Linked DNA regions of Homo sapiens: region 2 is linked to region 1. The links are chromatin loops, found by intact Hi-C in ENCODE. Cell type or tissue: GM12878. All regions are shown on one strand. Links, peaks and the distances in the headings refer to the core of each region. The heading gives the core; the rest is flanking DNA.

Region 1 (5,384 bases), core at 189-5,188:
TTCATCTTTAGCTGTCAATACATGAATTTCATATGTAATTTATTTTTATATTTAGTTTGGACAAAATTAGTTAGATACTTCAAATTATATAAGGCTTTATGAGAAAACATTAAAGCTAAGATCCTTTTATTGCATGGAATTCAGAAATGCTTTATGTCAAAAATTGGGGTTGAAATGCTCCTTTAACTTACATCTTCCAATCACTTTGCATATTTGGAAAACACTTCAAATTGATGAGGTGCTTTCTTCATCAGAATGTTTGATGTTAAAATCCAGTTATTGCTCTGATTTCCCTGCAATGTGTGTTTTAAATCAGAAACTTAAAATAAACCCTAAGCTTACTTAGGTATGATGAAAAGGTAATTAAAGATACACAAAATCATTCCCCTTTTATATTAGGGCTACATAAGATAATAATCATAAACTTCAACTACTTCAGTAACCCGTCTCAAAAATTAGCATTTCAATATTTTTAAAAAATCTATTCTTCCCTAACAAAGTGTGGTCTGGAAGGATCGATTTTTCCAAGAGTTGTCAGGTTTTTTTTTATCTTGTTTATTTAAATTCAGGAAAGACTACAACTTCCTAAAGTATCACAAATTTGCGACATTGACAGGTTTATCTTTTTATCTCTGGTATAATTATATAGATCTCTTTTGCATCGGTACTTGCCACTCTTTCATTAACTCGAATAAAGAAATCTTTTTATGCCTTGTATTGTTTTAACATATTTCCTCTTGACATGAAAGACTATTTCATTGTCAAATTATTATAACCTGTGCGGTGCCATATCTGCATTTATGTTGAAATCTTATTTAATTTTACCTTTGTCATATGGGAACTGAAGTAATTTAAGATGTGATATTAAATTTTGGATACTAATAAAAAAATTTTTTTACATTAATAAAAATTCTTTTTATACTAAAGGCTTGCTTAGTATTCCAGTTGCCCTCTGGAAACAGCTGAAGGACCTCCTTAGGGTGAATCATGTTGCACTGAGGATTTTCTGCTTTTCTGATAATTAACCTCCCTTGGCAGACCAAGAGAGAGCCACACAATGCCAAATTTCAACACTGTCTTTGGTCGTATAGTCAAAATTTTTATTTAACAGAATGACTGATGTGATTCAAAATAATTTTTTAAAAAGCTAATGTACAAATTTTAGGATCTCATAAAACTTGAAGCATATGTTGAAAGCCAATCGAATATAATCATAACAATATTAGCAACTCTTTCAGTGTTTTTCTGAAAGCAGGTTTGAAACAGGAAGATAAAGATAAAATGAAGGCCTTTCTAAGTATAAAAAACTTATTTAGAAAATGAAGCAAATTTCATCATGAGAATAAGTCATTGCTGCCAGTGAAGATACTGAGCTAAATAGTGCTCAAATAGATTCAATAAAAACATTAATCCCAAGGTTTCCTAGATTAGATGAATTGAAGGATCTCATGTAATACATTTCTATTGCACTTATAAGGAGTGTTATACTATTGGCAGCTAAGATTTAGTGGGTACCTACCATATGTCAGGCAAAAACTGTATTACTGAGTTCTCATATGAACTCTCAGAGGTAGTTGCTATAATTATTCATGTTTTGAAGATGAAGGGACTGATACATACAGATAAGTTAAGCAAATCTCCCAAAGTTATGTGATTATTAAGTGGTAAGTAGCTGGGATTTGAATCTATAATCAGGCTCCAGAGTCAAATATCTTAACCACCACATCAACTCAACTGGGTCATATCTATATTTTAATAGTAGGATTTGCTTATCATCAAGATAAGTCATTATATGACAAATGAAGTAACTGCAGATCAGAAAGTTTAAAGAAATGATCCCAAGTCATTCAGTTAGTAGGAAAGCCAAGAATGAATCCTGGTTTCCCTGTCCAATGTGCCCCTCCAAACTGCTGCCTCCCAGTTATATAATATGTTAAGAAAACCAGAAAGCAAATTTAGAAATAGAGTCTGTGGCAAAATGACCACAGAATAATGAAACATGACCAAAGCGATTTAATCATTTCGATTTACATAGCCTGTCTAGGTGCCCCCTCCCAACTCCCACTCAAAGTTTTCTATTCATCATGGCATTTTAAGAAGCCTCAATAAATTGATCTGACTGAATTTCTTAGACATATATAATTCAGCCAGTGTCCTGAGTTATGGCCATGAAGATGACACAGTTTTAGCTCATTTGTAAATGATGTTATTTAAAGCATGTTATTGTTTGGATTGTAGATTAAGAAGGTAGGAGCTTTCTGAGCTATTCATCTGACATCTTTTATTAATTTTAAATTAACCTAGAAATTAAACTGAATTACTTTTTGAGGATGAAAAATTGGTTTGGTAATTATTAGCTTGCATTTTATTCTTAGGTCATGCCTTGAGTTGCTTATATAACCTTCAGAAAGTCAATAAATCTCTCCAGTGATCCACGGAGGGGAAGGAAGAGTAGTGTGGTTAGGTGGCCCGCCTGAGAGCCACAGTGGGGCAGGGGAGCCCCCACACCCCAGCCAAGGGAGGCTGTTGGTGCCCCTCGAGGTCAGAGATCCCAGAAGAAAAAGCAGGCACCCATCTTTGCCGCTCTCCAGCCTCCTTGAGTGACATATCCAGGCACCAGAGTGAACCAGATGAATAGGGCCTGAAGTGAACCCCCAGCAAACCGCAGCAGCCCTACAGAAGAGGAACTGAACGTTGAAGGAAAAACAAACAGAAAGCAACAACAACGGCAACATCAACAACAAAAAGTCCCCACAAAAACCCCATCCAAAGATCAGCAGCTTCAAAGATTGAAACTAGACAAAATCAAGAAGATTAGAAAGAATCAACAAAAAAACACTGAAAACCCAAAAGGTCAGAGTGCCTCTTCTCCTACAAATGATCACGATGACTCTCCAGCAACGGTGCAGAACTGGCCAGAGGATGAGATGGACGAATTGACAGAAGTAGACTTCAGAAGATGGGTAATAAAAAACTCCACTGAGCAAAAGGAGCATATTCTAACCCAATGCAAAGAAGTTAAGAACCTTGATAAAACATTAGAGTAGCTGCTAACTAGAATAACCAGTTTAGAGAGGAATATGAATGACCTGATGGAGCTGAAAAACACAGCATGAGAACTTCATGAAGCATACACAAGTATCAATAGCCAAATCGACCAAGTGGAAGAAAAGATATCAAAGTTTGAAGACCATCTTGCTGAAATAAGGCATGCAGACAAGATTAGAGAAAAAATAATGAAAAGGAATGAACAAAGCCTCCGAGAAATATGGGACTATGTAAAAAGACTGAACCTACAATTGACTGGAGTACCTGAAGGACACTGGGAGAATGGAAAAAGGCTGGAAAACACACTTCAGGACATTATCCAGGAGAAATTCCCCAACCTAGCAAACAGGCCAATGTGCAAATTCAGGAAATACAGAGAACACCTCTAAGATACTCCCAGAGAAGATTAACCACAAGACACATAATCATCAGATTCTCCAAGGTCAAAATGAAGGGAAAAAATGTTAAAGGCTGCCAGAGAGAAAGGCCAGGTCACCTACAAAGGGAAGCCCATCAGACTAACAGCGGACTTTGCAGCAGAAACTCTACAAACCAGAAGAGATTGAGGGCCAATATTCAACATTCTTAAAGAAAAGAATTTTCAACCCAGAATTCCATATCCAGTCAAAACTAAGCTTCATAAGTGAAGGAGAAATAAAATCCTTTCCAGGAAAGCAAATGCTGAGGGATTTTCTCACCGTCAGGCCTGCCTTGCAAGAGCAAACTGGAAAGGAAAAACTGGTACCTGTCACTGCAAAACAACCCAAAATATAAAGTCCAATGACACCATAAAGAAACTGCATCAACTAATGTGCAAAATAACCAGATAGCATCATGATGACAAGCAAGCTGGATAAAGAGTCAAGACCCATCAGTGGGCTGTATTCAGGAGACCCATTTCATGTAGAAAGACACACATAGGCTCAAAATAAAGGCATGGAGGAAAACTTACCAAGCAAATGGAAAGCAAAAAAAAAAAAAAAAAAAAAAAAAAAAAAGCAGGGGTTGCAATCCTACTTTCTGACAAAACAGACTTTAAACCAACAAAGATCAAAAAAGACAAAAAAGGGCATTACATAATGGTGAAAGGATCAATTCAACTAGAAGAGCTAACTATCCTAAATATATATGCACCTGATACAGGAGCACCCTGATTCATAAAACAAGCTCTTAGAGACCTACAAAGAGACTTAGACTCCCACACAATAACAGTGGTAGACTTTAACACCCCACTGTCAATATCAGACAGATCAACAAGACAGTAAATTAACAAGGATATTCAGGACTTGAACTCAGCTCTGGATCAAGTGGACCTAATAGACATCTACAGAACTCTTCACCCCAAATCAACAGAATATACATTCTTCTCAGTGCCACGTGGCACTTATTCTAAAAACAATCACATATTTGGAAGTAAACCACTCCTCAGCAAATGCAAAAGAACTGAAATCATAACAAACAGTCTCTCAGACTACACTGCAATCAAATCAGAACTCAGGATTAAGAAACTCACTCAAAACCACACAATTACATGGAAATTGAACAACCTGCTCCTGAATGACTCCTGGGTAAATAATGAAATTAAGGCAGAAACCAGGAAATTCTTTGAATCCAATGAGAACAAAGAGACAATGTACCAGAATCTGTGGGACACAGCTAAAGCAGTGTTAAGAGGGAAGTTTATAGCATGAAATGCCCACATCAGAAAGTAGGAAAGATCTAAAATCGACAACCTAACATCACAATTAAAAGAGCTATAGAAGCAAAAGCAAACTAATCCAGAGGCTAGCAGAAGAAAAGAAATGATTAAGATGAGAGCAGACTTGAAGGAGATAGAGATACGAAAAACCCTTCAAAAAAATAAATGAATCCAGGAGCTGGTTTTTCAAAAAAAATTAACAAAATAGATAGACTGCTAGCTACACTAATTAAGAAGAAAAGAGAGAAGAATCAAATAGACACAATAAAAAATGATAAAGGGAATATCATCGCTGACCCCGTAGAAATACAAAATACCACCAGAGAATACTATAAACACCTCTACACAAATAAACTAGAAAATCTAGAAGAAATGGATAAATTCCTGGACACATACACCCTCCCAAGACTAAACCAGGAAGAAGTCAAATCCCTGAACAGACCAATAACAAGTTCTGAAATTGAGGCAATAATTAATAGCCTATCAACCAAAAAAGGCCCAGGACCAGACAGATTCACAGCCAAGTTCTACCAAACCTACAAAGAGGAGCTGGTACCATTCCATCTGAAGCTATTCTAAACAACTGAAAAGGAGGGATTTCTCCCTAACTGGTTTTATGAAGCCAGCATCATCCTGA
Region 2 (5,384 bases), core at 186-5,185, 280 kb after region 1:
ACTAAGTGTTTCTTGGGGAGTGCACACTGTCCTGGCCTGCTTCTAATGGGCTGTGGTGTTGCCAGGATTGGAATTACTCTTTATACATTTCACAGTTTGCATCACCTGCTTTTTTTGATAAGTTGCCTTGATTTAGGACACCAGTTTCGGCCTCCTTGGCTCTTACTACATAGTGATCTCATTTTAATAGGATTCGAGTAACCTGATATATTCTGATCATAATTTTCCACTTGTGTCCCCTGGGTTTGGTGTCTGGTACTTAGAGCTCCCTGAAACTGTGGTGTTTGTAAGTTTCATAGCTTGTCATTGTCTCACTTCATGTAACACCTATAGCACGTTTGCCACTAGTGGACATTGTGTGATTCTGAGACGAGTTCTTTTAAGTACATTCACTAACAAAGATATAATTCCTCAGAAACAGGTAACAAACATAACTTCATATTACCCACATTGGCAAGATAGTCCTCAATTCACCGAGTTCAAAGCACTCGGGCCCTCACTAGCAGACTGCAATGGCCAGCTCACAGGAGGCAAAAATACATTTACTTCAGTACAGAATAGTGAATATAATGCAGATTTTACTTTGCAACGAGAAGGCTGGCAGAAGGACAAGTTTAACTAAGTGTAATTTCTAAGAAGGCCAATTAAGTGGATTCAGCTGGCTCAACTCTTCAACCCAGCCTGTTGTCATATGCCAAATTATGCAGCAGCTGGTCCATTATAAATAATTTAAAAGATAATATGCAAAAATGTTGGTTGTCTCTTTTCCCCCTGGCCCCACCAAATTTCTCTGTACTATTCTCTCTCCCTCTCCCTCCATTTTTTCTGCCTCTCTTCTCTGGATCTTCCTCTGTTGTCCTTTCCTCCCTCATTCTTTCCCTGCTCATTCTTTCCCCCCTCATTCTTTCCCTCCATGCCCCCTCTCTCTCCTCTTCCTTCCCTCCCTATCTCCCACTCCCTTTTTCTATCTTTTCCTCCCTCCTCTTTTTTTTTTCCTCTTCCTCCTTTTCTCACTCCCTCTTCCCTCCTCTCTATTTCTTTTTCTGTCTTTGCCACTCCCCTTCACCTATTTCATCAATTACAAAAATAATTGGGGGTAGAGAATGGTTGTTGTGTTAGGAAGAGAAAATGTGGTAATTTGCCTTACAAGAAAACAAAGAACATACTTTGGGAGAATGGTTTCATGTAACAGAGGAAAGTGACAGAAACTTGTGATGGTTTTTAACGTGATAGGATTTATATATAGTAAAGAAGTATACAAAAAATAGTAATTACAAAACTCAATTGATTTATTAGTAATAATTTGCCTGACAAATTTTGTAGAGTTCTGAGGTAAGTGAACTAGATATTTCTAATTCTGCATGGACTCAGACTGTTTTTTGCAGCTGGCAGCAGGATGGCTGTGCATTAAAGACAGGTATATTGATGTATTTTCTTGCCTCGTTTACTATAAAATTGGGTTTTCCATTTCCCGTAGGTGACTAATCAGAGGTAGCCTTCTGTTTTAGTCCCAGAGACTGATTATGTATTTTTTTATGTAATATACTTCTAAATTTAAAACATATACTTCTTTTTTAATGATTTTTTTCTTAATTTAACGAAGATTTATAATATGTAGATGAAGCCCCCAAATGGAACAATTATTTTAACCAGTCTCTTAATTAAAACTTTATTACTTACAGTTTGTGGAATGTCCAGGAAAAAGTATAAATTTTAAAATGTTTTTTGGCCTTAGGTACAGTTTTTTGTTGGTAAAGTACATTTGGATTAGAGGAGAGGAGTAGTTTTTTTTCTGAGTAAAAGAAATATTGACTTTTGGTAGTCTGATTTGTCTTGTCTAAAGAGCAGAGTCTCTTGAAAGTGAAAATGTGTCATACTCTCAGCAAGAAAAAAAATGCACTTCTAGCTGCTTCTTTTTTTTTTTTTTTTTTTTTTCGTGCCTATCAGAATCTTTGCCAAGAACTAGAAGCAAAGTTTTATGAAGGGACTTTTAATTGGGAAAGTGTCAAACAGCATGATGCCGCCAGCCTGCTGAAGCTCTTCATTCGGGAGTTGCCCCAGCCACTGCTCAGTGTGGAGTATCTCAAAGCCTTTCAGGCTGTCCAGAGTAAGTGCTATCCCTCTTTGAAGCAGTCCTTCTGCTGGTGCCATCTATGTTAATTGTTTTAATGACATTTGGCATCACAAAGAACGCAACCAGACGTATTTGGGTGGACATATTGACTCAACTGATGTCAGTGGGTGCTCAGCTGCCATGCATTGTTTTCTGTTTTTCTTATAAATATGCATTCCTGAGTAAACAGATAACAGAATGTTCTCTTTGGGTACAGATTAATTGCACGACATTTAAGCAATACAATATATTTCAGTGTTAAAACCTGGAAACTTCATGTTTCTCTTATAATAGAATGAGTCACATAAGATCTCTGATACAATTTTCTTGCCAAGTGTTAAAAAGCAACACTTACTGGAGAAGCTGTGGATGAACAGTTATCATAAAAGCACAAGGAGAAGTGGTAGGGTCTCTGAGCATTTCTTGAAAAATTAAATTCTGAGGTTGTCATGCAGAAGTGTGGAGCAAAGCATTTTGCTGCCTCATTGGTGGAAGGTCACAAGCTGCTTCTTATGTACTGCCATTTTGTCGTCTTGGGCAAGCTACACATTAGTGTCTCTAATAGTTCTCGATTCTTTTTCCAGTGAACCTAGATCTTATAAGGTTTATCTACTGGCCTAATTATCCATTTTACACCTAGAGGCCATGAAGAAAAGTAAAAATGCCATCACTGCCTTCAAGTAACTGTATCTTTATCTTTTAAACAGGGACACTTATAAGAATGAAAAGGGGCACTATTAATAATTATGGTGAGCTCCCAGCACTTTGGGAGGCTGAGGCGGGCAGATCACTTGAGGTCAGGAGTTCAAGACCAACCTGGCCAATATGGTGAAATCCCATTTCTACTAAAAATACAAAAATTAGCCAGGCATAGTGGTGCGCACCTGTGATCCCTGCTATCCGGGAGGCTGAGGCAGAGAATCACTTGAACCTGAGAGGTGGAGGTTGCAGTGAGCCAAAATCACACCACTGTACTCCAGCCTGGGAGACAGAGTGAGACTCTGACTCAAAAAAAAAAAAAGAATAAATTGCGGTGAGCTACAGTTTCAACCAGAACTGTACCAGGCTATTCTTAACACATACAATATTGAGATGGTTTCATGAGTCATCTCGTATCATGACATTTCTTCAGAATTTCTAGGAGAGACGGAACTGAAATCTCTTCTGTTTAAAGTATTTTTTTCTTAACATGTTTCTTCTTTAAATAGAATAAATTACCTTCTGTGGGAAATATTTTTTAATGTTTAAATTGTGCTACGTTGCATACATTTCCTGGATATGGATTAAAGGACCAAATTTATTGCTGAAAAAGAAATGCTGGAATGATTCTAAATATCCATGAGTATTACTTAAATGGGGTAAGGGCTGCTGAAAATGATAACATCAATGATAATAATGCACCTCTTAGACTGTTGAGCTGCTGCTTCGTTTTCTAATTTATTCCACAGGCATTTATAAGCACCTATTGTGTTCCAGGCCCTATTTTACATATTCCTGTTGGAACTGATGGACTCTTACCATGCATTTGTTCACTCGCCATTAAAAGAAACAAACCACTGTTACGGACGCACCCTGATACTGTATCATGGAAGGTCCAATCCTCTATGTCTTTTCATTGGGGAATAATTATCACGCAGAAGTTAAAATTATTTCCAAAGCACTGTTGTGTGTCTGCAAACATAAGGCCGCACGTCATATGATCACAGTTGGAAGTGAGCATTCTGAGAGAGAGGAAGCTCCTAACAGCAGCTGCTTCTGCTGATCTCCCACAAACACACTCTCAACAAGGCTTGCAGCTCAGTCGTTGTGTCTTACATTTTACAGTCATGTTTATGCCAAATAACTTTTTTCTTAAAAAGTGAAAAAATAAAGTAAAGGAAAATGTTCACTGAAGAAAAGAGTTCAGATTTATTTAATTTGTCTGCAGATCTTCCAACCAAGAAGCAGCAACTACAGGCTTTGAACCTTCTTGTCATCCTCCTACCTGATGCAAACAGGGACACACTGAAGGTCAGCTTGGTTAATTTACATTAAATATCCCTTAGAAGTAAGCACAGTAATTTTTCATTATTTGTGGCAAAACAATAAGATGTGTATCTTGGACATGGTCATAAAAGTCTATAAAGAAAAAGCCTACTTTTAAGGACAGAGGGTGAAAGCCTTTAACTCTTTATGAGGTTGTTATGTTACTAATGTTATTAAGTTTTTGTTTTTTTTAATTTTCACTGTAACATTTCTTCTTCCAAACCAGACGATTGAGGTTCGTCGGTTAATGGAAACGTGGGTGGTTTTTTGTTTTTTTTCTCCTTCTTATTTCTTTTTTTTGCATTTATCAAATTATATTTAATAAGCAGGTAGCAGTAAGGTAAAATATAAATGTTTAAAACAAAAATCCTAAGTTTTATCAAATATAACCCACTACTACCTAAAGATATGACAGTTTGTAGTTTGAAATGGTAGATTTTGAAGTGAGTCATAATGGTGATTTGACACAATTGTTAGCCAAAAGATAGACCAACTCAAACAAATTCTAATTATTTCTCTAAGGGTTCATCCGGAGTTTCTGATTTATATCACCATTTTGAAGTGATTTGCTCTAATGTTTATATAACTTAATATCATCTACTTTAAGTGTTGTCAGAAGCTCTTATAATCAGGGATTGTGCCACACTGATTTATTTTCCTTAACAGCAGAGTTTATAGAGTAGTTGTAAAAGGTTTAATTATAAACTCTTAGAAAAAGGAAAAAAAATTAACTTAGTAAAAGTATTATCTTAAGTTTTTCCCTTGCCTTAAAAATATTTTTTATATGGGTAAAGGGCTTCTTTACCCTCTTCATTTTTTTCTATTTAAGATGAAATCTCATGACAAGAGCTTTCAAGTTAAGAAAACAAATTTACTAGTTGGTACATCTTGGAATTTTTTTCCTGTAATTCATTAAAACTCCTTGAATTGTAACTGCATGAGTGATAGTTCTTTAATGCCCATGGAATGAATATTAATACTCAACTTTTCTTGATGAAGCAGCTTATGGGGATTACTGGAGGTAAAACGCTACGTCCGCTACAGGAGAACTTCCAAAGGGTTATTCCCTTTCCTAAATCAGAAAAAAAGCCTTTTGCTTCACTGGTTGTCAAATGAATAACCCAGAAGACAGCATTAGGTTTTATTTCAATTTGCTTTTGAGACAGAGGTCAACTCAGAAAGGGTTATATTCAAAGAGTGTGTGCCCAGGGCTACTGTGTAAGTGTGTGTAGATTGTGGCTGAGAC

Evidence for each region. A loop is a pair of places that touch in the nucleus more often than their neighbours do. Peaks named below come from ENCODE experiments on the same cell type or tissue, not always from the same donor. Only the 100,000 strongest peaks of a DNase experiment are listed, where the experiment ranks them.
Region 2: it touches region 1 in a loop (4-fold over the local background); 4 of 110 quality-filtered maps call a loop at or near these places.

Annotation. Positions count from the first base shown.
Region 1 is chr6:129,880,025-129,885,408 of GRCh38, reverse strand. All of the region lies in intron 3 of LOC105377999 (a long non-coding RNA gene), which reads right to left. Among named protein-coding and RNA genes, the nearest start is that of TMEM244, 21 kb to the right of the region's middle. RefSeq lists enhancers at 2,582-2,631, 2,682-2,911. In GM12878, for the core only: no CTCF peak of the experiment used is centred there; a DNase peak (open chromatin) is centred at 2,728; H3K4me3 peaks cover 844 bases; H3K27ac peaks cover 1,268 bases.
Region 2 is chr6:129,604,616-129,609,999 of GRCh38, reverse strand. ARHGAP18 (Rho GTPase activating protein 18) reads left to right here. Exons shown (of 15, transcript NM_033515.3): 9 at 1,948-2,107; 10 at 4,041-4,123. Among named protein-coding and RNA genes, the nearest start is that of ARHGAP18, 100 kb to the left of the region's middle. In GM12878, for the core only: no CTCF peak of the experiment used is centred there; a DNase peak (open chromatin) is centred at 3,189; H3K4me3 peaks cover 315 bases; H3K27ac peaks cover 3,919 bases.